Regions from separate parts of the Mus musculus genome. Here regions 1, 3 and 4 are each linked to region 2. The links are chromatin loops, found by intact Hi-C in ENCODE. Cell type or tissue: left cerebral cortex. All regions are shown on one strand.

The links. A loop is a pair of places that touch in the nucleus more often than their neighbours do. Peaks named below come from ENCODE experiments on the same cell type or tissue, not always from the same donor. Only the 100,000 strongest peaks of a DNase experiment are listed, where the experiment ranks them.
Region 1: it touches region 2 in a loop (2.5-fold over the local background); 3 of 42 quality-filtered maps call a loop at or near these places.
Region 3: it touches region 2 in a loop (3-fold over the local background); 8 of 42 quality-filtered maps call a loop at or near these places.
Region 4: it touches region 2 in a loop (4-fold over the local background); 15 of 42 quality-filtered maps call a loop at or near these places.

Annotation. Positions count from the first base shown.
Region 1 is chr13:45,633,426-45,641,425 of GRCm38, reverse strand. The region is part of intron 6 of Atxn1 (ataxin 1); the gene reads left to right. Among named protein-coding and RNA genes, the nearest start is that of Gm34582, 110 kb to the right of the region's middle. In left cerebral cortex, CTCF peaks have their summits at 3,963 (motif pointing right) and 7,301; DNase peaks (open chromatin) are centred at 551 and 3,963; H3K27ac peaks cover 280 bases.
Region 2 is chr13:45,534,887-45,542,886 of GRCm38, reverse strand. Gmpr (guanosine monophosphate reductase) reads right to left here. Exons shown (of 9, transcript NM_025508.5): 7 at 3,820-3,862; 8 at 249-408. Among named protein-coding and RNA genes, the nearest start is that of Gm34582, 14 kb to the right of the region's middle. In left cerebral cortex, CTCF peaks have their summits at 3,454 (motif pointing left) and 3,778 (motif pointing left); DNase peaks (open chromatin) are centred at 3,065, 3,430, 3,863, 4,169 and 1 more place; H3K4me3 peaks cover 1,344 bases; H3K27ac peaks cover 2,804 bases.
Region 3 is chr13:45,957,297-45,965,296 of GRCm38, reverse strand. Atxn1 (ataxin 1) reads left to right here and starts at 306. Exons shown (of 8, transcript NM_009124.6): 1 at 306-482. It overlaps 5033430I15Rik (RIKEN cDNA 5033430I15 gene), which reads right to left and starts at 73. Exons shown (of 2, transcript NR_167678.1): 1 at 1-73. In left cerebral cortex, CTCF peaks have their summits at 1,448 and 3,357; DNase peaks (open chromatin) are centred at 4,572, 4,683, 4,725, 4,957 and 8 more places; H3K4me3 peaks cover 5,057 bases; H3K27ac peaks cover 3,180 bases.
Region 4 is chr13:46,150,394-46,158,393 of GRCm38, reverse strand. No RefSeq gene overlaps it. Among named protein-coding and RNA genes, the nearest start is that of Gm45949, 93 kb to the right of the region's middle. In left cerebral cortex, no CTCF peak of the experiment used is centred here; a DNase peak (open chromatin) is centred at 4,815.

The DNA of each region.
Region 1 (8,000 bases), 99 kb before region 2:
GTGATGGACTAAGCCAACATTGCTGACTGAGTCCCTGATGCCCCTTTCAGCCTTAGCTTCATTCATTCATGCGTTTATGCCCTCAAACCAACTGACTCCTATTCGTTAGCCCATTTATTAAGCATCCATTGAATGTAACATCACTGATGTGGATACCAGATAGGCCTTAGTAAATGATTCTTTTCTTAGTACAGACGTGACTCACAGTGCCAGAGGCTCAAACTACATTGAATGGTATAGCCCGCACCTTGAACGGAAATATTGGATCTGAAACCTTGTCTTCAAAGTGGGCCAATCACATCTTCAGGCCTAAAAATAATTTTGCCTTATGGAAGGCACTGGGCTAAGAACGTGTTAAAAACCAGACAGGCCCAGGTTTAAGGCCCTGCATCTTTAATGTATCTGCTTAGCATTTTGAGGAAGATTTTTGTTCCCCAGCTTCGGTTTGCTCCTAAATGAAGTAATCATTTCTGCTTGCGGGGTGGCGTGAGAGTGAAGGAGAAAACATGCAGCAGAGTGATTGCCACATTTCCACAGAACGTTCATCAGACGCTGCTTGCCTGCCCTGTTCCTCATGCCTGCGACGGCTTGGCTCGTCTGCTCTTACTGTAAATAGACAGCAACCTTGTCACCCCGATGCTGAGAGCCACAGGACTTCCCTCCTGACTGTCCCTAGGGCAGCACCTTGCAGCCAGAATGTCTGGCTTCATGACTCTCAACACCTGGTGACAGCAGGTATCCAAAGTGTCACCAGCTCCCCAGGGAGTGTGTTCCCCTCTGCGTTCAGCCACCATGCACTTTCATGACGCCTTTAGCTCCCAGCAGAGAAGCCGGGCCCCAAGAATGCTGAGGCACAAAGTCTCACTGGACTGTCACTCCAGGGATGCTGTGTTCCATTGCCAAGCTTGTGCCTCTTGGGAGCTTTGGGGAATTACTACTCTGTATATGTGTGGGGGTAGGGAGACAGATGGAAGGTTTAAGGCTTTAGATGCCGAGGGCTTTTGTTTTGATGGGACTGGGCTGCATTTAGGTTTTACACACCCATTGGATTTCCTAGGGTGTAAGTGAGATTTAAGTAATGCCTTGAAAGGTGCTGAAGCTGGCATCATTTAGGCCTATTTACTTCTGTTGTTCTTGGAGGTGAAGGAGTCTGAGAGTAAAGTTTCTCAAAGATGGAGAATGTTGCCATAGACAGACATGTATGGACACTGGAAGTTAGTTAGTTAGTTAGTTAGTTAGTTGGATTTTTTTATGTTTTGTTTTAGGATAATTCTGAGGTGGGAGTGGGGTGCGTGCCTCCTAGCTGCGTGGGCTTATGAGATAAGACAGCGAAGGTATCCAACAGTTATCCCCAAGTAGCCTAAAGCCGTGGATTCATTAATCTTGATAGACTCAATGTTGAGACTGTACTCATTGCTAGTTCAATTTCCTACTTTTGAATTTGGGGATGCATCAAGCATGTCTGTCTGACCTGTGGATCAGGATTTCTACAAAGGGGATCCAAATCAATAATCTATTGATCACAGCACCTTGTCAGAAGTGCTAGCTGCTCCTGCCAGAGTCTCTGCTATTAAGTACTACTAGAATATGGGGAGTCAGAGTCTATCAAGTACAGTTCAGGGAATCAACGTTCTTAAAAGATCTTAGCTCTATGTATATGTGCATACATGTCTACATGTGTGTAGACTCATGAGCATGTGTGTGTCTGTCTGTCTGTGTGTCTGTATGTATGGGAAGACTCAAGATTGACATCAGGTATCTTTCTTGATCACTCTCTCTGCCTTTCTTACTGAAGCATGGTCGCACTCAGAGCAGAGATCACTGGTTGGCTAGGCTGGCTACCCAGCTTGTTTCCAAGGTATTCTGTCTCCAACTCCAGGGTTCTTAGAACTACAGACAGGCTGCTGTGCCTTGTGGATTCTCCATGGATTTTGAGGATCTGAACTCTGGTCTTCATCCTTACACAGCAAGAACTTTACCCACAGATGCATCTTCCTAGCCCTAGGATCAGCATTTATAGCAATCTCATTACAGATTAATCTTATTAATCTCAGGATTGCCCTACAAGATGCTATACATTTTATCACCTCAATACAACCAAACCTTGTTTCACACATTCAATCTTGTATCTAACTAATATGCCTCAGGGGCCTGCCATGTAAGATATCTAGAGATGAAGAAATAATCTAAGGTTTTCAAGTTAACCTCAAGAACTGACCATCGACTAAAGGGCCTGTGTAAAGACAGCTTCAACACAATGGGGGGAAATGACAGTGTTACCTCAAGTGATTTGCTGGCTTACAAAGGCCTTAACTACATCTCAGCAGGGCTTTGAATGACTGGAAACTTGGTCCCCCTCCATACACACAAAGCCAGCAGCATGTGTATTGTACCAGTCTTCTTCTCTTCCGCAGTTAGTTATTGGCAGGATTGGATTAGCCTTGGGCACCATCAATGGCCTTAGAATCTCTTCTCATTCTCTCCTGCCCTTGCTCCATTGTCAAATATCTTAAATCCTACTTTATCCCACAATATTGTTTTCTACCTTCAAGAGGACATGTAGAAGATTCTAGAAAATAGTGGTGACAGTTGTGTGTTGACGTCTTGCTAGGCTGGAGCAGCCGCCACATCCCAGAAGGCTTTCACTGAGTCTGCCCTATGAATAAGGCTCCTGAGTTCCCAACTGTTGCATGCAGCACTTACTAACGTATTAAAAACCACTGAATTTACTTTACTATTAATATTTAAGTAACATGTGCTAATAAGAACCATGACAGCCAATCCCTGTAGTCAGTAATACATGGAAATGAGTTGTTTACTATTGTTGATAATGTAAGATCATCTTGCCATTTTCTTCAAGAGTGTAGATCAGTAGCTAATCTTATAAACCATCCCTTTTGCTTCTTCTTTTTGAATACTTCCCATCTTTAGGAGTGGCCTACTCATTTGAAAGACACACTGTTGCATAGATAAGAGGCTTTGTTCGAAGCCTGGCTATCTAGGACCCTAATAGATTTGCAGTCTACTGAAGGTTCAGTATTTGAACATTGAAAGTTTAGAGAAGAAGAAGAGGAGGAGGAGGAGGAAGAGGAAGAAGAAGAAGGAGGAGGAGGAAAAAGAGGAGGAGAAGGAAGAGGAGGAAGAAGAGGAAGAAGATGAGAACGACGACTTCACTGAAGGGATTATTTATTTATACTGTTTTACATCTTTGGATTCTGAAACAAAGCTGGACAGTTGTGGTGCACACCTTTAATCCCAGCACTCAGGCGGCAGAGGCAGCTAGAGCTCTATGAGTTCAAGGCCAGCCTGGTCTTCAGAGTGAGTTCAAGGACAGCCAAGAAAGCACAGACAAAACAAAACAAAAACAAACAAACAAACAAAAGGAGTCCATCAGAGACGATCCTCACTTAAGTTTATATGGTTCACTGGATAAAATGTATTTTTCAAAATATTGAACAGTGAGAGGAAGTCCATGGTAGCTGATGAGGTAACTATTATTCAGAACTCCCAGTGCTGGCAACATAGAAGAACGTTCCCTTCTCCACAGGTCACTTCAGGTTCCTTTTCCATGACGGCTTTCAACACATGGACTCTCTAATTGGCTTACAGAGTTCATCTCTTATCATCAAGTGGATTATACATCCCTTCAGGGAAGAGATGTCAATTAGGTTCATGGCAATGTCATAGTATTTCAGACTTGGAGGTAACCATAAGGGCAGTACTGGGCCAGTCACGGTTGCAACTTGCCCAGCGTGACAGAAAGGGAGAGACTAGGGCAAAGGCTAGTTCCTCTGACGCCAGCCACCTCCATGATCCGTGTCAAGTTCTTCATGTGCTTTTAGTGATTCAGTCCCAATGTTTGGAAGCCAAACAACGTCGAGCGTTAATTTTTTAAATGCTAAGAGTGTGCCAACAGCATAAAACCATCCCTGGCTTTGACTTTTTACATCCAGCATCTGGTCAGCTCAGGCAGCTTCCGTGAGTGGCCAGCAGGGGGAGAAGAATCTCACAAAACTTCTGCAAAACTTTATACTTGCTTTAAAAAAAAAAAAAAAATTGTGAAGTGGAGCAAAAAGGAGCCTGGGTCTCTGTGCATCTGAGAGCCTTTACATTTTTCTTAATAGCATCATAAAACCAGATACCCCAGCTTTTTAAATTGCATGATGTTATATAAAAACTCATAGATGAATTAGAAAGCACAAGCCAAATTCCTATCAAGACTGAAAAACCAGATGCCCATGAAAACAATGGCCATGCTGAGAGAGAGAGAGAGAGAGAGAGAGAGAGAGAGAGAGAGAGAGAGAGAGAGAGAGAGAGGGAGGGAGGGAGAGAGAGAGAGAGAGAGAGAGAGAGAGAGAGAGAGAGAGAGAGAGGGAGAGAGAGAGAGAGAGAGAGAGAGAGAAGGAGAGAGAGAGAGAGAGAGAGAGAGAGAGAGAGAGAGAGAGAGAGAGCTTTTTTTCACAGGAGGGGAAAATGCAAGCACCATTCTATAAACAGCGAGTCTCATCATGCAAATGTTAAATACAAGAGCAGAACTGCATTCCTCCTGGAAAATGTCAAAGCAAGTGACAGTCATGTGTTCCCAAGCAGCCAGTATCAGTCCTCTTGATGACAATGACTGTTTCCATTATAATAAATGACTAAGGGGTATTTAACCAACCTAGGTTAAGAATGAAGCTCACCGTGAGCTCATCTGGTCGGTTAAACCTCACAATATGTATCTGCTGTAGCCACAGGTTGCTATCAGATGCCTCCTTCCATCTCTTTCTCCACCGCTATTGTTGAGATAGTGTCTCTGACTGAGTCTGGAACTCAGCCTTTCAGCTCATCTGGCTGCCAGTGAGCTGCCAGTGAGCTGCCAGTGAGCTGCCAATGAGCTGCCAGGAGCTGCCAGGAGCTTCCTACCCTGTGCCTCCAGTACTGGAGTTACAGGCCTGCACTGGCTTTTCCTTGTGGGTGTTTGGCCTTTGACCTCAGGTCTGCATGCTTAAACAGCCAAGGCCTTACCCACCGAGCCATCTCCCTATCCCTGGCTACCAGGTTTTTTGTTATTAAGCACCTACTTGTATACCACTGTAAGCGTCCATTGGGGTAGAGTGCATGTTAGAATTTGACCGTTCTGGATTCATGCTCTACTTCTGCTGCCCACCAGCTGTGAGAATCAAGACTAATTATCTAGCCATATTGTCTTTTATTTCCTCTTCATTAAAACCATGGGACGGGACGATTATGAAAGTAGGTGAAAAAATACACATCATAAACTCAGCGTCTCTCCCTCACAGTTGAATCCCTTTTCTGGGATCTTCCTCTATTGCAGAAAAGGGTTTTTAAGATGGAGTCTTACCATTTTTAATAATGAATTGGATCCAGAGGTCAAGTGATTGGTTGTGAACGCAGGCTTTAGGGAAGCCATTGCTCAAAGTCTAGTTAACTGGAAAGAGACTCTAAGTCACTTATTTCTGTAAGTCCTCTGATCCCCTTCAGAAAGGTCCTGTCAGCTCCTGTTTCTACCCTGCGACACCATGAGTTTTGTTGATTGGCCTGTCTTTTTCTCTGTTGCTAACTACAGTAAGAGAATTAACCCCTTCCATCCCTGAGTAGTAAAAATTATCAGATCCCAAAATGTGACAGACCTCCTAGGTCCTTATGACCTAGGTTGGTAGGTGTCACCTCCCGAAGCAGCGTAGGACAGAGAAGATACTTCCCCTGTCAGAAGATTGCGCTTCTTCCACTTAGCTCTTTCAACCTTTCTTATCTCTCACGTCCTTTTTCACATCATGGTTTCATGAGCTCTATAATGGACATTTGCTGTACTTTACACATAGCAGTCCTGAGTATCAGCCAAGACCAAGCATCAAGTATACTGTGGGCTTTCTACAAGAAGAAAAGAAGTCCAGGACCGAGGAAATGGCTCAGTGGATAAGACATTTGTCTTACAAGCCTGACAGCCTGAATTTGGATCCCCAAGACCCATGTAAAGGCCTAATACAGTAGTCTGTGTAAGCATCTATAATCCCAGCAGTCCCATGGAGGAATGAAGGGCAGAGACAGGAGACTCTGTAAATTCAAGGACCAGCTAGCTCAAGGAGTACAGATTGAGTAACAAAAAGAGTCTTTGTTTCTGAGATGGAAGCTTCCTGAATTACCAGCATGGAAGTTTTGCGTTGTAACATTGTGACATAGATCATGGCTTTCATCAAGTTTTGCATTATAACATTGTAACCTAGACCACCTCTATCACCCGGTACATAGTGAACTTCAAGGAAGTTACTGAGTGGAACTGAAGCAAGTAGACTGGAAAATTAAAGGTTTTGTCCTATATTCATTACTTTTCTCATCACCATGACCAAGTACCTGACAAGAAGCAACTTAAGGGAAGGGAGGGGGCTTTATTCTGACTCACAGCCAAAGGGAGTTCTGTCCATTGCAGTCAGAGAAGCATGGTGGCTGGGTGCTCTAGGTAGTGGCGCTGTAGAGCTAAGACACCTGGCATCAGAGTGGAACAGGAAGCAGGGAGACAACTCTCAAGCCATAATGCCTGGCTGTAACTAGACTCCTACAGGAGAGAGGTGAGCTAAGAAGGAAGGAAGGAACCTATATGGAAAACTGCTTGCCCACCTGACAGCTGGGCTGGGACCCAACTTGAATAGAGCAAGCCTTTGTTGGCATGAAGGGAGACTGGGCTCTGCCCGGTACCAATGAGTCTTATCCTTGAAAGTGCAGCAGAAGTGGGCTAGATAGTCCCCCAAGAAGGTTAAAATGTCCCCCGACAACTCAATGTGTCATAAGGTCTCCTCATTCAGAGCTTTCTGTGTCTACTTAGGGATCTGGACTGCATGATGGATGTGACTTTGGGACAAGAAGGATAGGCTGACCCTTCCCTGAGGGCAAAGCACCTTTGAGTGTGACATGGGAAAAACCAGGCATGCCCAGAACAAAGTTCACTTGGTCTGGTTCTATGTTTGTTTCTTTATTCTGTCTCTCTAATCGTCTTGCTTAAAAGAACCATGGTGGCTCTCCAAGGAAAGTTCCAGGTTCTGTTTTGAAAAGGTCATGTGAGAGCCAAGAATAATCAGCTTCCTTTGTGGGCTGAGGAACACCAAGGTCAGGATGTTTTATTTGCCCTCCCTTCCCTGCCCCCAACACCCTGCATATAACACTCACCTTGATCCCCTTGGCCCTGCTGTTTAGAATCCAAACTGGCCAATAAAAGATATAGTTTGTCCCATCATCCCCAAAGCAGTAACTTCTGTATTGGACTTTTGAGTACATATTTCCAGCACTGTTTCCATTACTAGGTGTTTAGGGCTCCCTCCAGTGTCTCTTTACTTTAAGTTAAAAAAAAAAAAAATCACAAGAATTTTCTGTAACAATGGCAGAGAGAATGTCTCACTTTCCTTACCTTTGCTTCCAGAACTTGAGCAAAACCCAAAAATATCACATGTGGCTCCATGACCTGGAGAACCCCAACCCACCCCACTTCTTGTTGGTCCTTCTTTTAGAACCAGGGCTTAGGAAATAAAGGGGACAGAAGAAGCAATGGGAGGGTGACACTGGGGGCAGGGACAGTACAGTAACTTAGTATGGAAAATGCTTAGCACTAGCACAGACCTGTAATCCCAACACTTTGGAGATGGAGGCAAGAAGAGCAAGAGTTGAAGGTCAGCCTGGCCTACTTGAGACTCTGTTTTAAAAAAATATAAATAAGTAGCTGAGTGTGGTAGTGTGTTTTTAATCATAGTACCAGAGAGGCAGAGGCAGGTGAATCTTTTGAGTTTGAGGCCAGCCTGCAGTAGGTAGTTAGACAATGTTTGAAAAAAAAAAGACAAACAGACAGATACATACATACATAAATACATACATACATACATACATAGATCATAGATAGACAGATAATAAATGGATGATAGAGGGATGGATGGATGGATGAATAGATAGAAAGATAGATAGATAGATAGATAGATAGATAGATAGATAGATAGATAGATAGATAGATAGAT
Region 2 (8,000 bases):
GATCTTTTGAGACAAGGCAGGACTCATGTGTAACCACAGGAGGCTGGGTCATCCCCTCCCTGGCTTAGACCTTGTAATCATACCTCTGCCTGTCCCACGCTTGCTGTGGTAAATGCTAGCAGAATGTAAGTCAGTGCTTCGTACAAAGATGCTGGGTCTATATTTCTAGCCCCTCCCATAAAGGACAAGAATACACAGTGGCTCTAGCCAGACTGGTGGACACAGCCTAAGCCATGCAGTAGCCATACCTGTACTCGGCGACGCCTCCTGCGTGTTTCTTCATGGCTGTGTCTGAGCTCATGCCATAGAAGAGTTTCAGCTTCTGCCCGTTCCTCTCGATCACCTCACCTGCACACTCGGTGTGGCCTGAAAACATGCCTCCCAGCATGACAAAGTCTGCACCAGCTCCTACACGCCAACGAGTGGACAGAAGGACAGGGCAGAGGTAGGCTCAGAGAGTATAGCATCATCTAGAAAGAGGGTCTTGTCCATTTCATGCTCCCTGACTCTAAGCATGGTTCCGTGTCCATCTAAGACTGAAGACTGAAGGAAATGAGGGAGGGGAGAGACAGTCAGGAGTGCCTTGAATGGATCAGGGACTGGCTATGAAACCTTCCAAACAGGTCTTGCTCCTTTACATCCAGAGAGGCCTGGAAGATTGCGTGCATCTTACAAAGCATATCCTATGACCTTGAATTCGGTACTCTGACTGCAGGCTGGGGATGAAACTCAGTTTCCTATCATTCAGGAGGCCCTGGGTTTGATCCCAGCATAAACCAGGCATGGTACCATTTGCTTGTAATCTCAGCACTTGGGAGGCGAAGGCAGGAGAACAAGAAGTTACTCAAGATCATCCTTGGCTATATATATAGCTAGCCTGGGCTACTTGAGACCTTATGTCAAAACCAAAAACAATTCAACAAAATTTCAATTGATTTTCTATATTGCTGCCCTTGGATAACTATGGGTGTCAAATATGATGCATTATACAGTTCAGTTTGTATGTTGCAAGCTGAGGCCTCTGGGAAGTCATGCAGGTTACAGACATGAAGTTCTCGGTAGCCCTGTAAAACAATTGCTCTTTCCCTATGTGAAGGCTCAGTCAACCTATAGTACAGCAGGAAGATCCTCTCGAGGGCTCAGGCAAGTACTGATGCATCTTGGGCATCCCACACTCCTCAGCCATGAACCAAATTAACTTCTGTCAACTGAACAGTGGACTAAGAATTGAGACACTAACAATGATTTTTCCCTCGGAGTCACCAAGGGTTCCATTTGGAACTAAACTGGTCCATAACAGAATGCAACAGCATCTTTTATTTGTCTGATACAACTGTCATCTCCGAGGCCCACTGCCTCAGTCTGCTAACCTAGGCCTAGCCCTGGATGCTTCTAGCCTCTGGACAATCTAACCTAGGCCTAGAATGTCTTCAGCTCCGAGACTTGCTGCTGAATAAGCTCACCCTTTCTTGTTCTGCCTGAACTCTGGCTGGCTGGTTCAACTCAGCTGTTCTGACTCAAAATTCCTCTCCAAGCTGGCGGATTCACTCTGGACCTCTAACTGAATTGCTCTGCTTGGCCTCAAACTCTGAAAATCTGTTCCCATCTTCTGGCTTCTTCTCGTCTCTCTGGCTCGTTTTGTCTTCCCCTGTGTCGTAGCTTGTTCTCTCTGCAACCTGTCTCTACAACTCTCCAGTGAAACCGTCTCTTTCCTCTCTCCATCTGTGTGGCTCCTCCTTATGTTGCCTCCCCTCTCTCCTCATGAGAGTTGGGCATGTCCTATTCTGTCAAATCTTTCTCTGATTCATCACATTGTCTGCCACTCCATTAGACATCGCTTTCAAACATGGCTGGCTTCTTCTACAAACTAAATTTACCTTCATTGTTTGGGATTAAAGAGGTGGACTAAGAACATGTCTATATTCCAGCTAGAGGGATTAGAGGTGTGTGCTAAGGACTGAGCCACACCACAATTAGAAATAGTTCCCTCACCCCATTCCCCATCCCCCAAGTAAATAACACAATCTCAGGGCTCATGGTGTGATCAAATATCCTGCAAATGGATGCCGAGTAACAGGGTGAATGACAGACCAATAGTAGGTGAGAAGCAGCCTTGATGTCTCTGCTGGGGTCATCTGAACACTTATAAGGAAACACACACAAGCCCAGGGTAAGCACTAAGTCAATTCTACTCTGCTCCATCTGTTAGAAGGCGATGCTGTGTGGAGCTGACCCTGGTAAGCAAGGCATGGACTCCACAGTGTGCCACTAGCAGCTCTCAGACACCAATGCTGACCCCCGCCTCCCGCTGTGATTTTTTTTCTTGTTTTATTTTCAGACAGGGTTTCTCTGTATAGCCCTGGCTGTTCTGGAACTCACTTTGTAGACCTGTTTGAGGCTGGTCTCGAACTCAGAAATCCGCCTGCCTCTGCCTCCCGAGTGCTGGGATTAAAGGCTTGCGCTACCAAGCCTGACTCCGCTGTGATTTTTAAGGAGGCAGTGAGATAACTAGTCTGGCCAGACCTTCAGATGAAGAAAGTCACCAGCAGGAACCCTGAGCACAGATCTGCTCTACACAACTGCTTAAACTGGTTCCCGGTGATTTGTATTTCTCAACGCTCAAATTGCTTCCCAGCTGGCTTTTCCTAGACGAGGTCCTGCTCTCTTTCCTTGGTGCATGCAGGACTACACTTTAAACAGAGCAGGTCAAAGGCCTGAGGAAAGCTGAGGACAGCACCAAGCCTGGGGACATGGTACCTCCTGAAGGACTGTAGCTTTTTAGTGTGTTTAGCTCCCACTTAGTACTGTGGTCCATGGGGCATACCCGGAGGAAGCCCACACTAGGTAATGCTTAAGGATAAGGCCCTGCAGCTAACTGTGGGACTGTGACCTTGTCATACCCTGGATAGGCAAGATAGAAGAGGGTTTGTTCTCTCTTTCACAGCAGATCTAGGGGCAGGCATTTTTTTTTTATGCTATACGTTGGGTTGCTAAGAAACTGAGCCAGCAGGATCCTCCTCTATCACTGCTGTAAAAACAGACCAAGGGCTGGTGGGATGGCTCACCAGGTAAAGGCACTTGCTCACAAGCTGAAACACCCCCAGACCCACACGGTGGAAGGAGAGAGCTGATTACTATACAATGCACACAAATACAACGTAACTCTAATGTTTGTGTTGTTGTTACTATGACAAAAAGTTTTCTACCACAGTGTGTATGTGTGTGTGGTGTTGTATAGTGTACAGCTGAACAATCTGAGGCTGGGCAGGTAGTTCCCGTTTGTGGAAAGGGGGCAGCACATACGGGCTCAGCAGCTCTGTTTTACCCCCCTTCTTGTGAGATGTTAGTGTGTGGCACAAACAGGGAGCCCAGAAGCCCTACAGCAGAGACCTTGATGGGTTACAGCAGACACTACTGCCCTCTAGTGGGAGGCAGGCCTGGTCAACCTTCCACCAAGACTGGATCCAGCCAGGATGAGGTGGGGGCTGCTCCAGGTGGTGGTATCTGCACAGCGGAGCCAGAGTCACGGGAGCGAGCGCTGGGCATTCCCCTCTCTTACTGAAAACATCACAAGCCGACCCACTCCTAGCTCGCCATCCCCATTCTGGGCTCCCGGCTTGCTCAGCAACAGACCCGAAGCAAGCTGAGCCGGGAATTGGTTAGACAGAAATGAAACCCCCCGGCAAAGAAAAGTCCCGATGAGCTCAGAAGCCCCTCGGGGGTTCCCTTCTCCATCTGGTTCTTCCAAGCTATCCAGAGCTCCTCCTTCCCTGTCAGCCCCTCTCCCCCTTGTGGCAGAGCTGTGTCCCTCGTACTTACCAAAGGCTTTGGCGACATCTCCTGGACATGTGCAGCCTCCATCCTTCAAAGGAAGGAAGGAGAGAATATCAGTAAGGTGGGAACAGGCCAGACCATGCTCACCAGTGAGGAGGAAGTAACCAGGAACTACCTCCCATCCCTACCCAAGCAGCTGGCCCAACACTACCCTCACTTTGACGGTCAGAGGCCGTCACCCCTGCCCATCCACCCTCTGGTCTCAAGCACCTATGTCTGGGGAGGAGGACAAAGTGTGTCAGACTGGCCACTGTCCCCCGCTACACCATTATATAACATGCCCAGCCACTCCCTGCTCCCTCCTCCTCCCCGCTCAGAAGCCACCCCTCCCTGCCTACAGAGAGGTGAGATTTTTTTTTAGTCTGAGCGCTAGATTATTTTAAGAGCTGAGAAAAAGGGCACGGAGCTGGCTCCTCTATCTTCTCAGCTGCCTTGCATCTCCAGTCCATCAGATGTCCTTAAAAACAAGTGCTCATTGCTGACATCCACTCTGCCCACACAGCACAGGCTGGCCTCACAGGCAGCATGATAAGCTGCAAGCTTAGGTTACAGTCACTGACTCAAAGTTCCTAGGATACAGCCTTTACGTGCTTCCTTATTAGCGAGACCCCCAATGTGCAGGCTGCGATTTACTATCCTAGCAGAGCCTGGGTGATATGGAAAGAGAAGGGTGCCAATGCTCTCGAGTGCCAGCAAAGCACAGAGAGACAGACAGCCCGGGAAGGAACAGGAAGAGATGGGGACAGTGAACAAAGTGACAGGGATGTAGCCAAGCACAGCGTGGGCTTGACAAACGCCAAGACCTCAGAAGGAAGGCCCTGTCTTCATAAAGTGGGAGCCAGCTACACGGAGCTGGACATTTGGTTTAGGAACACATTATGTCTGTGGGGTAACAGGTGAAAGTCGGCAAGGCAACCACCTCTTGAGTTGCAGGTGGGGACATCTAGCTACAAGAGGGGCAAGACCCTTCCTTGCAAAGAACATCTCACCCCGAAAGTACTAGGCTCTGTGACTCGACACTCTTCTGTTTGGCCGGAGACAGAGTCTCACTATGTCAACCTCCTGGGTGCTGGGACTACAGGCCTGCACCCCCCACACACACACACACATACACTAAGGATAGTCTTTCTCCATCACCTAATTGGCCCTCACACTCCAAGGAGGAGGGTTCAAAGCCTGCTGCTTAGCTATCCTTGCTGATAGATGTCTGTGAGCCTATCACTCAGAATGCAGAGGCAGGAAGATTCAGAAATCAGAGACAGACATCATCAATATATATGTATAATATATATATATATATACACATAATATTATACATATAATATATGTGTATATATTATATGTACAATATATATATTATAAGTATAATATATGTGTATATATTATATACTACACATATAACACATGTATGTTACATATTATATGCATAATATATATACATATATATTATATGTATAATATATATGAGCATAAACAAAATGTTTTTATGCTTGCAGCTCTGATCAGTGGGGAGGTGCTGAAGACTCAGTCTTTCCTTCCAAACATTTCTAAGGGTAAATACTTGCTCAGTCAAGTGCATGGTTCTCGAGTGGCTCCCGTGAAGCCTGACTATTTTAAGAGTCAGATTCTCTGGACAAGGTATCTGGGCAAAGCCCTCAGTGTGACATCACAAAAACCATGTGACTGCTTCCAGGCTTGTTTCTCTTCGCCTCCAAATGTTTGCTTTCCACTTCACATGTCCCTTGCTTACCCCGCTCGCTTTCTAGAGTTTTATCTTAGATAAAAACCAGCTCCAGGAGCTGGTTGGGCGGCTAGAAGTGGAAGCTATGCAAACCCATGGCCCAAGTCAGTCCTAATCCAATCCCCAGAACCCACGTGAAAAGCAGGATGTGGTGACATGTCCCCATGATCCCAGCATGTGCCCGTGAGCCCAGCGTTCCCCTGATGAGATGTAGAGACAAGAATCAGGCAGAGAAAGTTATGAGGCAGCTAGCCTGGGGTACACAGCACAGCAACAAGAGACTGTTTCCACATGGTAGGAGAAAACGGACTCCCTAAAGGTGTCCTCTGACCTTCACTCGTGTGCATGGGTTATATAGACACAAAAAAGGCATAAAAATTAAAGCCAGCGCTACACACAGGACTGCAACCCATAATCAGATTACATAAACGCAAGCTTTTGTTTGTCGCTGAGTCCCCAGCAATGTGACTTCAGAATACTCTTTGCGCACTCCTAAGTAGCTTGGGACTACACTAGGATTTATCATGTGAACACCTGAAAAAAAAATCACAGGATGGTGGTCAGAACTAACGCCTGTCTCAGAAGCCCATTGTCACTGAGACCTCAAGAAATGCTTCAGGCTGGAGATATGGCTCAGCTGATAGGCATACTGCTCTTCCAGAGGACCTGGGTTCAATTCCCAGCACCCACACAACGGTTTACAACCATCTGTACTAGGGGAGCTGATGCCTTCTCTTCAGGCTTCCGCAGGCACCAGGCACACACCTGGTACAGAGATATATGTAAGCAAAAACAATTATACACATACCATTTTTTAAACTAAAAAAGCAGACAAGCCTATTTTCCAGTGGACCCAAAGTCCTTGGTTAATGTGGCTGCATAATACCATGGAGAGAGTATTTTATCCACGGTCTTGTCTGTTCACGTTGCTGGTGTGTACACTTACGAGAAACGGGTGATGCACATCCAACATGCCAGAATACAAGAGGTGTTGAGTGCAAAGCAATTTAACATGCTTTATCAAGAGGCTGAAGTTGGCACCTTCTACAGTTTACAGTTCAAGGAATCCCATGATGCTCTAGGAAGACAGAACATGGAGTACCCTCCTGTCAACTAAGATAGTCAGCTGCTAAGAAATTGTAAAACAATTGAGTCTTGGGCAAATATGCAAGGCAGGAATTGACAATCTTTGCTTGTCTTGTTTCTCAACATGGCTAGCGTTATATTTAAGGACAGAAGGCATCATGGGATAGGAGTGATTTGGTTCAGGGATTGCTGGCATGCCTCTTCTGATTAAAAATAGTTGCTCAGGGACTGAGGTGATGGCCCAGCTGGTCAATCGTTTGCCTCCTAATTGTGAGGACCTGGGTTTGAATACCCAGAACTCATGTTAACAGCTGAGTGCAGCAGCCCAGACTGGCTGTCTCCACATAGCCACAGAGGCCTGAAGACAGGAACCTCACACGCCAGACAGCTAACCTTGCCTGTCTAGGACAGTTCCAGGCCAATGAAAAACAATGTCTCAAACAAAAGGTGGGAAGTACCTGAGGGCTGACACGCGGCTCAAACACACATTATGGCTCAGGCCTCTGTAGAGAGGATGGTGTGAGAAGGCATGGGGCAGGGGGAGAAAGGAACTCAAAACCAACTGCTTCTCCCTGGCCAAGGGAACTCACTTATTCTCTCATTCACACCTTAGAAACCCAACACGATCTCCCCTCAGCTGGCAGCAGCAGCCATTTAAGATGTGTATGTGACACAGAGCCACTGAGAGCCCTGATGGCGAAGATGGTAAAGGGACTTACAGTCACACCTGAGGCTTTGGGGGCTCTGGTGCAACTCTGTCCTCCAGATGTCACAAAACTGGGGTGGGGGGAGAACCAGGATGGCCTGCACATGAGAGACCCTGGAAAGCTCAGGCCTGTTAACATGTCCTCCTAGACAGAAGGGGTGGGGACGGTTATCAGAGCCACTCTGTAGAGTCCAGCCACACATGCCTTCCTACCCAGCTGCATGTGGTGTAGCTGTGGTTGGAATTGCCTTCAGGCAGTGCTGTGAGGTGATCACTCATGCTGGGGTAGTTCACACACACACACACACACACTCCTGTAACTACTTGCCCCTGTGAAGTAAGCCCCAATAATTATTGGTTCACAAAACTGCATTTGGATGGGATCATTTCTTCATTCAGGCATGGGTGTCTAATCTGGGGTGAACAGACGTTTGTTCCTGTCTCCCCTGGAAAAGTCACACAACTAGAGCCAACCTCAGAAATGGTTAATTCACTGGGATTCAGGCCAGGAAACGTGTGTGTGTGTGTGTGTGTGTGTGTGTGTGTGTAAATGCACACTTCTTGGAGTGGTTTCTCGGAGCTAGGTCTTGACAGAAACTTTGAGAGCCACCGGCCAACAAGAGCCTGGGATTC
Region 3 (8,000 bases), 420 kb before region 2:
CGCTCCAGCCCGGGTGCATAGAAGGGTTAAGGGCGCGGGCCGGCAGCCGCGCCGTGCGCTCGCCGTGCTCTGTGCGGCTCGCCGGGCCGCCTGCCAGAGGGTGCCTCCCCCCCCCCTCCCCCCCCATGAAGTCGGATCCTTGAGCTGCGGCGGCGGCAGCCAACTGCTCCATATTTGGCTTCTATTACACATTTACATACTGGAGCGAGCGAGCGAGCGCGAGAGAGAGCGCGAGGGAGGGAGGGCGGGCGGAGGGAGGAGGGAGGGGAGGGGGGAGGAGGAGGAGGAGGAGGAGAGAGCAGAGTATACCGCAGACATCATTTCTACTACAGTGGAGGAGCCGTACAGGACCTGTTTCACTGCAGGGGGATCCAAAACAAGCCCTGTGGAGCCGCAGCTAGAGCTACAGCAGCCGCAGGACACTGTGTCTCTCCCTCTGTTACCCCTTCCCCACGCAACCCCAGATCCATTTACACTTTACAGTAAGTGGCTATTTTTTTTCCTCCTCTGATTCTTTCTCTCCCCCTCCCCCTTCCACCCCGATTTAGATTAAAATCACCCCCTCCCGCACCCCAATCTGCTCTCTCCGGAGAGGGGCCAAAGAACATCCAGCATACACCCCCCCTCCCCCAGTCTCAATGGGCTGCACGGAAAACAGCTGGAAGAGGAGCGAAGGAAACCGACGCGTCGTGGTGTGTGTGTGTGTGTGTGTGTGTGTGTGTGTGCAGGCGCGCGCGCGAGTGTATGTGTGACTGTGTGTACATACACTAGTGCCCGGCTCCAGCCTCCCGGCTCGGGACCCCCTCTGGGAGCAGGAGCGGCTAGCAAGGGCAGCAGATAGGGGCTGGGTGGGCGGCCGCCAGGAGAGGGGGCGCGCCCGGGCGGGGGGCGCGGGTGGGGAGAACGGCGGCGCCCCGTTTCGGCTGCTGCCGGTCCGGCGGCGGCGAGCGGATAGAGCCCGGTCCTCCTCCTTCCGTGTGGCGCAGGGGGAGGCGGCAGCCGCGGAGGGTCGCGCTGCCCTCTTCGCTCCTCTCCAGTCCCCCCTCCCGGGTGGGGGCGGTGAGCGCTGCGGGGGCTCGAGGGAGGGCTGGGCTTCCCCGCCCGGGGTCGCCTAGCTTGACAGAGGCAACCCCGAGCTTGGGGTCTCCCCGCCTAGGCCAGCCTCTCGGGGCTACGAGGGGACCAAGAGGGGACTTTGCGTGAGGCTAGGGGCGCGGAGAGGTGGCGCCTCAGGAGGCAAGGGCGCGCGGGCCATCGCAGCGCAGCGGGAGAAGACCGGCCCTAGCTGCAGCTGCCACCGCCGCCCTGTTGGTGCGGCCGCTTCCTGATCCAGAGCAGCAGCAGCAGACGCCGCCGCCACCGCCGGAGCTGGAGCCGGGAGCCCGCGAGCGCCCCAGCCCGGCCCGGCGACTCTGCCGGCGCCCGCAGCAGTAGCGGAGGAGCTGCGGGCGCTGCCCTGCGCCGGGACTGCTCTGCTGCGCGGCGGCAGAGAGGGTGAATGAAGACGGGAGGAGGGGAAGGAGGAGGTGGCGGCGGAGGAGGCGCTGCGGGGATTGGGATGTGCCCCGGAGCCCCGCGGCTCGTTCACTCGGGGCCCGAGTCGCCGCCACTGCCACTGCCAGGGCTGCCGCCGCCACCGCCGCCGCCTCCTACGTGGTTGCAGCCGAGCGCGCAGGCCGGTCCCGCAGGGGGCAGGGAAGGGGCCGGACGGGCGGAGCGAGAGGTGAGGCGGGGTCGGAGAGGAGGGAGTAAGTGCGTGTGAGTGTGTAGGTGCGTGTGTGCGTGTGTTCGCGCGCCGGGCGGGGACCAGGACCATCGCGATGGGGAGCGGGGAGTGGGGGTGGGGGTCCACGGTGGTCCCTTGGTTGACTCTGCAGCGCTTCGACCTCTCTTGAGCCGCCTCCTTCAACTCTGTGGCTTGTGCGCTTTCATTTTATTTCAGACCACGTAGAGAGCTGACTGCAAGAGGTGAAACAATTCAGGTTTTCTAGGGAGATTGAGCAAGGACCTTAGTGGTGGGGGGTGGAAGTAGGGTGCTGTATCTAGACTCTGCCAGGGGCGCGGGGGGTGGGGTGGGGGGAGGATCAGGGGTAAGAGGATGGGGTTTAGTTCGATCCCGTGGCTGTCCTGTTTTGTTTTGCTTTCTTGCTGTATAATCCTACAGATAAGAGGGCAATATAAATACTTGGGGAAGGTTGGGAAATTGCTGAAGAGTAGTAAGGGCGGAAAAAAAAAAAAAGAAGCCAGTCGGAAGCTGGTTATATAATGCGCTATGTGGCTAACAAGAAAGGCAAGCTATTTTTATTTTGTTTACCGTATGTTGTGCAGTAGGAACTCCTCCAAACTGGTTCTGTCCCCGAAGAGGTTTCTTAGTTTGTCAGAGAGAGAGCCACAGGATACAATTAGTAAAATTAGAAGACCCCACACCACCTACAGAATAAAAAGTAATGCTTTAGAGTTCTCACCTCACATTCTGCCTGGTATGCAGGGGAATGTGTGTATGCCCTATGTTTCCCTGTAGCAACCTAGTAGTGTCATCTCAGTGACATTTCTGTTTTATAATGCGAGCTCTTCTTAATATTTAAACAGCACTGCTATAGATCGTAGGCAACAAGGTAGTTACATGCTGGGTATTTTTAGGCGCAGCTGGTTACTTTTTTGCAATAGTGTTTGCTAAACCGTGTCCAGCTTTATGAAGAGCCCTGCCATTCCTAGAAGCCTGGGTTAAGCCTACCCTCTGGTTTACTGATGGTGGGTGGGTAGCTAAGACAGTTTGATAGCCGAGGGTTTTTATTTTTATTTTATTTTTGAATGAAGCTTATGCCAGGGGAAGCTAGAGGTAGCCACCAGAGAGAAGAAAAAACATGCGCAAGAACTCTTGGAAAGGGATTGCACCATAACAGCTTAGCTGTGGCATTTAATCTCCTCTGATTGTCCTCTAACTGGCCACGCATCAGTCAATATTTTAGCAGCTTTGCAAATAAATTGGCTTGAACGCCACCTTCCACATAAAGCTGAGGCTGAGAAGCCTCCTGCCTGTCTGCCTCTCTCATCATAGATACTGTCTGTGGTGTTAGTTTTCTGTACACTTACTCCAGCCCTGATCACTCATGTAATTAGATCAGGTTGCCATGGCTACAGACAGTGTTCCTTGGCCCATTCAGGTGGGTTTGCCTGAACTACTCCAAGTGTTTTATGCACAGTATTTGAGCTGCCCCGAACCGGGAGGGGAGAGACTTCACTGTTTCAATTGCTGTCTTCTTTCAGTCAGGAGACACTGAATGGGGCTTCGAGCTACTTAGCTTTTCTAAAGGGAAACCAACACGCTGTTCCTACTGGGGACAGTATGTAAATGCATCTCCCCAGATAGAGAAAGGAGCCTCACAATCCTGCTGGTGTTCATTGTGAGCAGATCAACAAGTATTTGATACTTGCTAGAAACCTTTCAGAGCTGACTAAAGCAACATTTTCTTTTTCAGTCTAGAGCCTTTGGCCTGGTAGGCACTTAACCCTTTCAAGTGTGAGAGGACAGCACACCCATGCTTTATAATAGAAATTGCTGACAGTGTTGGCTGGCTTTCTAGATGGTTTACATTATGAAAAGGAGATGACTTATCTGGCAAGCCTATCTCCACTGTTACAGTTTTAAACTTTACAGTCTACATTATAAAAAAAAAAAAAAGGATACTGACAGTAGGCAGGCATTGTGAATATTATCTTCCTTAATTTGGATCTGTTGCTCCTGATCTTTGATATCTTCAGAAGTAATTGAATATATATATATTGCAGCTAAGTGAGAGATGATACAAGCCATTCTATTGCTTGGAGCTTTACACAGTAAACAGTTTGTATGATACTACGGGTATAATTTAATGAACGTCTAGAGAGCTGCACTCTAGCACTTACGTTGGGCACCACCTTAAGCCTACTAAGGACAGAAAGATTATATTATAACTGAAAAGATAACAGAAAAGTAGCCCAACATTGCTCAGACAGTCCAAATGAAGGGGAATGTTTTAGGAACTTTGAATGTGACATGATTTAGTTGTGACCCTGCCAGTCAGTTTACAGTTTTAAAGCCATGTAGCTAAATCGGTTAAAATAGAAGAGAGAAAGACATATAAAGAGACACTCACCCCCCCACACACAAATCTCTCACCTCTCCAGTGCCAAGACTGAGAAAGTTGTGCAGTTTTCTTCCCAGGGGGTTTCTCAGTTTCCCCTGGTTACTGAGTTTATGTGGTGGGCACATTACTGTGGCCTGGTCCAGTAAAAAAAAGTATCACTGGTCCAGTGAAAAAAAGTATCACTGTGGTTAAAACGAGCTATTATTTCTGAGAGGCGAGTTCATGTGAAACCAGGATCTAAAATAAGAGGACAGAAATTTTAAGTTTTATCCACACCTTGGAGGGCCTCGATTCTATTCTGCGACAGACAGAGAAACGGCTTGACTTGCAGTTAGACGTGGGCCTGTGCCTTTCAGTGTACAAATGAGCTCTTGCCAAAATAAATACGAGAAGTGTCTGTACTTGATGGAGAACTGGAAAAGGCATCGTGTCCCTTCCCCCAGCCCCCATTTCGTTTTAAGAGGGCTTGGCAAGCAGTGGTATTTTGTTAGAAATAGCATAAAGAGACTTCAGGCCTCCCAGTTAGTTGCCTTTGAGAGAAAGATTAGAGAAAGACTCTTGAGCCATCAGGTTACATATCAAATAGCAGAAGATGGCCAAAAATTCCCAGTGCCCAGAATCCCAGGAACCAGGAACGGCCAGTGTGAAGAAACAACTAAAACGTTAGTCAACACTCCTATGACTCCCAGTCTGGCTGTCCTTAAAGTTCAAGGATTCACGTTCCTTTTGTATAATGTGACTTTGTTTTCTCTCCCGTGTTGAAATGTCAAGTGGATTTTGCTCCTGCACATACCTTGTAAGACGGCTTCTCCTGCCAAATAGACTGTAGCAGTTCGCCCTGCTTCCTATTAGGAGTCAGTCAATAAATGTACTTCACCAAAACCCTGAGCAGAACTCACATAAGCAGCTGAGTGTGGGAGTGAATGTTAATTTCTCTGAACTGGAGTCATCTGAAGACTCCGAAAAGCTTAAATACTTGCATATGAAAAGAGCCTTCTCAGGAGACAGCCTGTCAGTTTTTTAGGGGCTTGGGGCTGACTGACTTTACAGGCTTAGTATTTTTTTCGGAGTGTCACACAAGTCTGAATAACTGGCTTCAGAGAGAGAGGGAGAGAGAGACAGAGACAGAGACAGAGACAGAGAGAGAGACAGAGACAGAGACAGAGACAGAGACAGAGACAGAGACAGAGACAGAGAGAGGTTTGTGCAACCTGACTGCTTCGAAGAACAGACTTTGATCCTGGTCGTCATATTTCCCACCTGATAAGATTAACTGGTGCTTTTCCTATTTTGTTAAATGTTTGTTATAGACAGAAAATTGTAGAAATGGCAATGGAGGCCACCATTTCTACCTATGCAGTTTACTCTTTCGCTTGTTGCTTAAGATGTGAATGTCAGAGTCCTCAGTAATACTATCTCAGTTGCATTTAATTTCATTTAGTACAATAAATTCACTCATCGCAATTCTGTGAGCGGTAACATGATGTGCACATAGGATGCTAGCTTTATATAATTGGAAAAAATATTGGCCGTAAGAATTGTAATTGGTTTGAGTTTTTTTTTAATAAATTCTTAAAATTACAGACGAAAAGGAATGTCGTGAGATAATTTATCTTTATTGGTAGAAACAGCGTTTTTATTTTTTCTTTCCTAATTTTATTTTTATGTTTTTTTTACTCTAATCAGCCTAATGGCATATTTTATAGTCCTTATAAACCTTAACTCTTTAGGATAATTTAGTATAAATATTTGTACTTCCTGTTATTACTACTCCCACATGAACTAAAGCATGTTTAGAGCCATAATAGACAAACAGAGCAACTCGAGTCCTCCTTTGTGTGGCCCGTTGGACGTTAGCAGCCGTGTTCCATTGCTTTTTCTATAACTCTTAATGTATGCCATTTGTGGGCTAATGAAAACGCAATGATGACCACCCTTGTGTAAACAAAAATGGTGTTCTACTCGAAAAAGCCCTTTTCAGAAAACTGGAGGTGTTAAGAAGACCTCGGGGTAGGTGGTCCCATGATTGCAGGGCTTCATCTGATCTGAGAAGGACTCAACCTGCTTCCACCGAAATGCCCTTTAAGTGCGACAGGTTTAGAGTGACTTATCAGGTGCTTTTAGTGGCGATTCCAGCTGCCAACCTGTAAGCATGTCTGCTTCTTACGGAAAGAAAAGGCATTTTCTTGCCACTGTGTATGGCAGACTTTCTCTCTTCGTGCCCTCGGCCCTGGTCCTGATGCCTGTGTTCCCTCCTGGTTTTTATACATCATCTCAGTTTCAGTTATTTGGGGCCACCTTGCTTGGTAATCTTTCACTATTAATAGTATTGTGTTTCTCGGCTTTGTGCCTTTGAGATATTAAAGATTCCAATTTTAGTGTATGCAGTGTTTTATAGTTTATTGTCTCGCTTGTTGTTTGTGTGTTTTTACAGTGAGCTCATGTAGCCTTGCCTTTAATTCTCATGTTTCTCTCTCTCTCTCTCTCTATTTCTGATGGGATATGGCAAGCAAATAACTCCTACTCTGGCTAGGATAAGAGGACAAATGCTTTTTGAAAGAAGGAGGCATGCCAGTGCTAGAGTAAATTAATATTTTACAGCATTTGCATCACATTTGACTGTTCTGTGTACTTCAGCAGAAAGGGAGGAGACTGTAATTTGGACTCTATCAAGCCTTATCTGCCAGGTGATGTGTAAATAGGACTTTGTGTACACACAAATCCGTGTACAAGCGAACCCAAGTTCCCAGCCCTTGGAGCTTCTGGGAAAGTGATTATTAAGTATTTGGAAGCTTCCTTTGAAACGTTACCAGATAAAAATCAAAACTTCCCTTGCCCTTAAAATAAGTGCTGCGTTAAGATGAAATAGAATTTTGTGAACTCCTGTTGAACTCAGCCACCGTTTGTAAACCAACAGTCCTCTTGGTGGAAAGATGGTGACGTATTTTCATTTTGTAAGGGTATGGGGGTATTCCACTTATCTTTTCTCTCTGCACATGGATTACACTCGGGAAAACCAAAGACCGATAAAGCAAACAAACAAACAAACAAACAAAACAAAAAACTACTTCTTTTGCAGAGCAGACCCAAGCACGTACTAGATCCTTAAATAAATTGAGGGTGAATGGGTTCGTTAGAAGGAAGAATACTTTGGCTACTATTCATTACTTTGCAAAGTGCTGGAAAGGAATGGAAGTTATTTTCCTTTCCAGCTAGGCTGTGCTCTTAAAAATAGCGAGTGTGTATGGTTGAAAATAATTATGACTACTGAGATGAGTTGCCACGTACCCAAGGATATTTGGCTTCCTTACCTGTTTACAGATTATTCACGTTGGAGATCATGTTCGTATTCCAGAATAGTTCCTTTCTGACACCCAATATAATTCTGGCCCTTCTCCTTCCTACTGTTACCTGGCGAGAGCTTAGGAAACCCAAACTAAATTTAAAACAGCCTAAACACATATGCAGCTCAGCTCCAGTGGATCTGACTAGAAACCAGTTTAGCATTCACTTAGTTGACTGATAATTTTTTTCCCATCCCAACAGCATGGCTGGTTCTTTTGGTGTGATCTAGTTGCTAATTGGGTACCACCAGCACTTAAGTAAATAATTTTAATGACTAAGGATAAAAAAGAATGCTAGCGGATCAGGCCCTCTTCCTCTTTTGTTTCTGTTCGCACATTGTTAATTCACAAAAGTACCTCACAAGGACCAAGGGGTCATTCATTTCTTCTTTCATTTATCCATTCATACACTCATCATATAGCGAGTGACTTAGATTCACTATTGGGGCAAACTGAAAGTGAAGACAATGCCTGTTCAACAATAAACTTATTTACAATGTATGGCTGGCCACAGACCTCACTTGGTAAG
Region 4 (8,000 bases), 620 kb before region 2:
TGTCTGCTAGGAAATGAGTGAGTGAGAATTGGGTGAGGCGGGACATGGGGTGGATATGGCAGAGTTAACGGGGGGCGGGGAGGGGAGGGGGGCTCTCATTAGAGAACAGGCTTCTAGGAAATAACAACAAAAGTGTCAAAATAAAATATACTAAGAGAAAAAAAAAAGCCTATCATATCGAAGCTGGACAAGTCAAGCCAACAGAAAAATAAAAGAACCCCAGAGACATGCTTGTTCATACATTCAGGAGTCTCATAAAAACACTAAACCAAAAGCTATAATGTATAACCAGAGGGCCTGGTAGAGACCTCTGTAGGCCCTGTGATTGCTGCTTCAGTGTTTGTGAGTTCATAGGGAGTTGGCTCATTTGTTTTAGAGAACTTTGTTCTCCTGGTGTCTTCCATTCCCTCTGGGCACATAGACACTGCAGCTGTCTTCAGACACACCAGAAGAAGGCATCAGATCCCATTACAGATGGTTGTGAGCCACCATGTGGTTGCTGGGAATTGAACTCAGGACATCTGGAAGAGCAGTCAGTGCTCTTAACCACTGAACCATCTCTCCAGCCCAGCTCTTACATTTCTTTCTGCCTCCTCTTCAGCAAGATTACCTGAGCTCTGAGGAGAGGGGTTTGATGGAGACATTTTGTTTAAAGCTGAGTTTCAATCTCTCTCTCTCTCTCTCCCTCCCTCCCTTCTTTACCACTCTCCTCCTGCCCCATTTGCATCCCTGTCCCTCCTTTTGTCTGAGATGTGACAGTTTTACTCTGACACATGCCACTATCACAGTGTGTCGCCACTGGGCAGTGTACTACACTGTACACTACAGTGTACTACTACTGGCTGTGGGTCTCTATTTGTTTTCATCTACTGTAGGAAAAAGTCTCTCTGATGATGGCTGAGCAAGGCACTGACCTATGAGTATAGCAGAATGTCGTTAGGAGTCATTTTACTATTACTCTCTTTTAGAGCAGTAGTATTTGATTTTACCCAAGGTCTCTGAGCTGTCTAGACTCTGCTTCTTGGCCACCCAAGTAGATTGAGGTACAGGTTCCATATAATGGAATGGGCCTTATGTCAAATCAGAGATTGGTTGGTTACTCTCACAATGTCTGTGCCACTGTTGCCCTAGCTTTTCTGCAGGCAGGATAGATTGTAGCTCAAAGGCTTTATGATTGAGTTGGTATTTACTTTCCTCTTTCGGTAGTATGTGGAATACCTTCCCATGTCTCAGACACTAGAACATGGAAATGAAGGTTCTACGTAGGCCCCAGCTCAGCCTCTTCATGTTCAACGAATTGTGTGGGTTTTGTCCACAGCAAGGGGACCTAACTTGCTGTCAGTTTGTGAAGAGCCATCTATTGTCTTGGCTAGAGTAGGGATCTCACTGAGAATAAATGATTTGGGGAAAGCAAAATAAACATCAGGCTAGAGAATATGTCAGACACAAAACATAGAGCACCCAGAAGTTTCTGGAACAAGTGCAATACCGAGCTGTAGACACCAGCATGTCTGTCACCTTACTTTCCTTTGGCCAGGACGATGCCAAGAGGCTGCATCAGAAAAGTGGTTTATGGGAGGGCAGCAAAGGGTGATGGTCTTCAAAGAATACCTGGTACTATGAATTGTGATTGTCCCTCTAAGGCCCACGAATAAAAGTTTGTTCCCCAGGTAGTGCTGTTGGGAGGTAGAGAAAACCTTAGAGAGTCCTGTCTTAGGGGAGGGTCTTAGGTCATTGGACTTGCCCTTGAAGGTGATTGGATGGTGGCATCTCATTCTCTCTTCCCTCTCTTCTTTACCTACCCCTCTCCTCCCACCCCACTTGTGTCCCTGTCCCTCCTCCAGTCTGAGATGTGACCGTTTTACTCTGACACACAATGCCATCTCACTATGTCACCATCATGCAGTGTTCTACACCCGAGCACATACAAGCACCATATGTTTAAGCATCCAAAACTGTAGCTCCAATAAATCCATTTCCTCTTTATAAATTGGCTCAGGTCTTTTGTTATAGAAACAGAACTCTGACTATTTTAGGTGACTATTTTGGCTTTCTACCGTTTATCTTTGTTAGTTTAATTGTTCTTATGTAATATGTCATAACACACCTGAAAGAGTTTTTAGACTTTTCTTCTGTTTGTGTTTAAACTAGAGAGACTGCCGTAGCTATTCTCTCTGCATCCGTGGTGGTTACTTCTTGTTTCTGGATCCATGATCCTAAATCAAACAACAGCAATGAATCAAAAAATCAACTCACAGATGAGTTGCTAGAAAATTCTAGCCTTTTCTACAGCGTGCTTGGGTTTTACTTTTTGCAGTGATAAAATAATGCTCCACACATTTTAGTTCAAGAGTTTAACCACACAGAGGGGTGACATAGGGTTTCAGATGCTTAGACCTCGGCCTCAGAGATTCCCATTCAGTCTATACAGGGTGGAAAAAGAAAGAGATTTTGTTGTTGCTGTTTTTAAGATTTGTGTTTGCACATTTGTTTTTGTTTTTAAAGTCCTGTCGCTGAACTGGACAAAACCACAACCTGATGAAGGGAAATGAAGAGTGAAGAATAGGGGTCACGAAGGGAATAGAACCCCCATCTGACGACGGGGTGGAGCTCACACAGCGCAATTCACGGCTCAGCACTGGTGTGAACTTACTTATTCATGTATTTTTGCTCCCCTAAATCACAGTCTCTGAGCTCACCAGTGCTGGCAGGCCACAATGTTCAAATTCCAGATGTTCCAGACACAGGAGGTCACTGAGTGGCCCCTTTACCATGGAATGTATAGATGCCAGTAGTTTGTGGTAACCAAAATCGCTTCTGGACATTGCCAGACAGAGCCTGGGTGACAAACTGTCTCCTGTTGAGAACTGTTGATCAGAATAGATCCAAACACCCTGGACACAAGTACCAGTGGCCAGGAGAGACCTGGGTTCTACCCTCGGGGGGTGTGAAGTCTTTATTTAAAAGATGTACACACGTGAATTTGGATGTAAGATGAGCGAAATGAAGTGGGGGTGAATCCGCCATCATGAACCAGATTCTCCCTCAAAACAACAAGAGATTCCTCCAAACATGTGATGCTAAGTCAGAGTCATTGTGTCTGGGACTTGTCCTGCTATGATAACCACACACCAGAGGAAGTATGAAAAGGGTTCAGTGCACTGTGAGCACTAATAAGTGTTTACCATTATCAATACTTAGCATCATTACTAACAGTTATTACCATAAAATACTCAGAGCATGTGACTTTCAAAACTTAAAAAATAGCTTCATTATTTTTATTCATTTGTTTGTTTACTTTATGAACACAGATGCACACGCATCAGACAGCATGTGTGTAGGTCAGAGGATACATTTTTGGGGGTTGCTTCTCTTTTTTCAACATGTGGGGCCAGGGGTGGAATCTGGGTGGTAAGAATTGGTGAAATTCCCTTTATCGTGGAGCAGTCTTGATAGAGCAGTCTTGATAGTCTTTAACATAGAGCAGTCTTGGTGTTATTAAAATCCTAACTCATGGACTAGGGAAACAAATGGGTTAGTCAGTTGAGGGCACTTCAAGCAAGCCTGAGGGTCTGAGTTCAGTCCCCCACCCAGTGCCTGTGTAAGAAGCTGGGAATGGTGACCTGTACCTCAAGTCACTGCTGGGCAAGTGGAGACAAGGGAATCTCTGGGGCTTGCTGACTAGCCAGCCTAGAGGAACGGGGTGACTCCAGCTCTTGTAAGAGACTAGATCTTAAAAAGTAAAAGTGGAGTAGATTAGGGAGATGGCTTAGCTAGCATAGTGCTATGACAGACAGCCCAAGACCCCAAATTCATATCTCAGTATACACACACACACACACACACACACACACACACACACACACACACACACGTATGCCTACACGCCCACAATGGCAGCATGCATTCATAATCTCAAAGCCAAGGAGGCAGACAGGAAGATCTCTGGGGACTTGGTGATTAGCCAGTCAAGCTCAAACTGGCAAGATACAGGCTCAGCAAGAGACACCCTGGTCTCAAAACCTGGGCTAGAGAGTTCAATCAAGGAAGACACTAGATATTGACTTCTGGCTTCTACTTACACATATGTGTGCGTAAACACAGGAACAGAGTCAAAAGTTAACGTTAATGTACAATGGCCCGTAATAACCTTAAGAACTTTCTCATTAGTGTTGAAATGACCTCATGCTTGAGTTTTTCCTCCTGTTTTGTTTTTAGTTCTTTGAGACAGTACCTCACTCTAAAATCCAGGTTGGCCTCACCCTTGAGATGTGAGCCTTCTGTTCAGTCTTCTGAGGACTGTGATTGAAAGTGAATCCCCAGGATACCTACTGGGTTTTCCCCTCTTCTCTAAATGAGGCAGCATGTTCGGAGAACCGTAGCCCCTGGCTAGCTAGTTAAATGGGAGGCCCGCGACTGCTTCTAGTTGATTCCAGCTTTTAATACCTCCTCCATATTATCTGCTAAGAAACTGTAGACTTGGCAGAATAAACACCACAGAGTGGGAAATCCACAGGGGTATGGGTGGGTTCCACTGTGGACATCTGTCTTTTCCTTTGCAGACACAACTCCTCCAAGCCCACCATGTTACACTTTTAGAACATGAAAAATCAAAACCTAGCTGGCACATTCACTTTTCTTCCACAACAATCTGGTGCTCACACAAAGCCAAGCATCCCTGCCCTAACCTCTGCGGGAGGGAAGAGCTTGCCTGACAGAGGTGTTAAATACCAAGAGCCAACTCCACTTCTTGTGCACTCTACTCAGAGTTGGGTGCAATTCAAAGCAGATGATTTTTTTTTTCAGTGCTTCATATGCAACCTTTTCCAAGAAAACCTTTGGCATGTGGTAGCTGTGTCACGGATCATTTCTAAGAACCCCCGTTCGAACCATGTTGTCATCTGGGCATGAGGCCGAGTAAGAGAGAGCTATTTACTGGGCCGCACAGCCAAGAGCTCTTTTGTGGCACGACTTCGCCAGACACAGTTGATCGTGAAAGGCCTTTGTCTGTCAGAGCCTTGAGACTGAGTGTTGCCAGGGGCAGGTGACAGAGAAGCAAACACTGCTGTCTGCAGGCTGAAAATTAGAACTGACTAAATAAGAAGCTGTGCTTAAATAAGTCTGTGTGCCATGAAGATGTGACAGAAGTTACATTTGTTCTAAACGTTAAATCTGAATTTGGGGAAATAGTGACATTTACCATCTGAGAATCCAGAGCTACCCTCCTTACCCCTAGGTGTGCTGATATTCTTCACTGACCGTCTCGGGGTGACATCACCTCCCTGCTGTCCCCTACACACACAGCCTGGGTGAACACTCACAGCTTGTGAAACTTTAACAGTGAGGGTTTAAAAGGTATATTAACTTTATTCTAGAGGGTATACCTAAGGCATGGGCAATGTGACATGATGGAACGAAGACCCCAAAGAGCTCAGCCTACCAATAAATGGCTAGATACGGTGTAAGAGGCCAACACCAGAGCTCATTCTCGGAAGCAGAAATATGATAATGGTTTTCCTTTTAGAGTGAGGTCAGGACCTTCTCCCTTTAAAAGAGAAGCAACAGTTTCTTATTTTAGAATGCTAAGGAGGAAAGAAATAGACAGAAAAATAAAATTAAATTAAATGTGCATTTTGGGAACTAAATGAGTAAAAATATCATGTGAGTCTTTTAATTTAGGAAACCCTGGAGAAGGTCCCTATTAATTTAAAATTCGCTAGATAATAAAACAGTACACATGAATTAAAACTGCTATTCACAATGTACACTCTCCATGTGTCTAGCAGCCATTCACCTGGAGCGTCTGTAAACCTCTGTATATACATACACAATACATTTACATATATATACGCACACACTTATATATACACATATATTTACATAATATATACATGCACACACATACACATATGCACATGCACATATACACACCTCTGTTCTAAGGCTCAATGAAGCATAAGGGAGATGACAAGGCTGGAGTCCTCTATCTCAATCAGGAATTAAACCTTTGTATGCATGTACAGAAAGAAGTCACCAGAGGTTTCTAGAAAACCCTGAGGTTGTCTCTGCCCACCTATTACCACCAGGGTTTTCTGGAAGAAGGTCTGTCTCCATTACAGCGTCGCTACCATTTTAGATTAATCATATTATCTCTTTTTTTTGGTAAACCGATGCAATATCTGAATGCTTTCTTAGTTTGAAAGAAGTTTTTGTTCTGTTCAGTTATTTTGTGTGATGGGGTGTACACAGGACCACGGCACCAGTGTGGAGGTGAGGGACAGCCTCCCCGTGTCTGTTAAGCTCTTTTGCCAGTTTGATGCCTCCCTTTTGCTGAGCCTTCCATGCTCCCCGCCATCTTCTTACCGTGGGGTGCAGTCAAGTGATTAGTTCCTTTTACAAGAAATCCAAAAAATGGGCTAAAACAGCATATTAGCTTTTAAGTAACTATAAATTTTTCGTTAAAAGAAACGGAGTCCTCAGGAAGTGGTAGGACAATTTTAAATAGTTAAAGCAAACTTCTACTCTCAGCCCAGCATCCTGCAGTCAGCAAAAGAAATAGAGAGGGTGGGGTGGGGCATGAAACAGAAATAAAGGTATCCCTAGAAGAAGGAAATCAAAATATTTTTATTTTTCTTTAATATTTTTTGGCCATATTTTTTCTCTTCTACATCTCCTCCTAGTAAGACCCTCTTGCTGAAGGCACCACATGATTATATCATTGAACATGGAGAAATCAAGCTGGTGCTAAACTAGAAGCGTCTTCTCTACTGATTAGCACTTACAGTGCTGGAAGGAAGCACAACAGAGGAGAAAAATATCTAAGAGTCTCACCTAGTTATGAATTCTGCAAGCTGCAAGAACAACCTGCCTGCAAGATGTATCTGTGCATTAGTGGTACCAACGTTATTGGAGTAACCAGATGCCTCTTTCTTCCTTCCTTCCTTCCTTCCTTCCTTCCTTCCTTCCTTCCTTTCTTTCTTTCTTTCCTTCCTCCCTCCCTCCCTCCCTCCCTCCCTCCCTCCCTCCCTCCCCCTCCCTCCCTCCCTCCCTTTCCCCCTCCCTCCCTCCCTCCCTTTCCCCCTCCCTCCCTCCCTCCCTCCCTCCCTCCCTCCCTTCCTTCCTTCCTTCCTTCCTTCCTTCCGTATTCACTTTACATCTCACTCACTTCCTCCCTTCCCAGTCATTCCCTCCCACAATCCTTTCCCCCATCCCCTCCTCTCCTTTTCCTCTGTCAGGGTAGAGGACCCCCTGGGTATCCTCGGACCCTGGTACATCAAGTCTCTGTGGGGCTAGGTGCATCCTCTCCCATTGAAGCCAGACAAGGCATTCCAGCTAGAAGAACATATGCCACAGACAGTCAACAGCTTTGGGAATAGCCCCTGCTCCAGTTATTTGGAACCCTAATGAAGACCAAGCTGCATACCTGTTACATATGTGTGGAGAGGCCTAGGTCCAGCCTATGTATGTCTTTGGTTGGTTATTGTCTTAGTCAGGGTTTCTATTCCTGGACAAAACATCATGACCAAGAAACAAGTTGGAGAGGAAAAGGTTTATTCAGCTTAAACTTCCACATTGCTGTTCATCACTAAAGGAAGTCAGGACTGGAATTCAAGCAAACCAGGAAGCAGGAGCTGATGCAGAGGCCATAGAGGGATGGTACTTACTGGCTTGCTTCCCCTGGCTTGCTCAGCTTGCTTTCTTATAGAACCCAGGACTACCAGCCCAGGGATGGCACCACCCACTTGATCACTAATTGAAAAAAAATGCCTTACAGCTGTATCTCTTACAGCTCAGGGATCTATGCAGAAGAGGAGATGAAAAGACTGTAAGGAGTCAGAAGTGGTGGATAATTTCAAGCAAGCAGTGTCTGCTAGCTACAACAGAGCTCATGCAAATCTGAAACCACAGAGACTATAGCAACAGGCTTAAGATCTGCACAGATTCAAACCAGATAAAACCTTAGCATGGGAAAGTGGGAGTGGACACAAAGCCTCATCTCT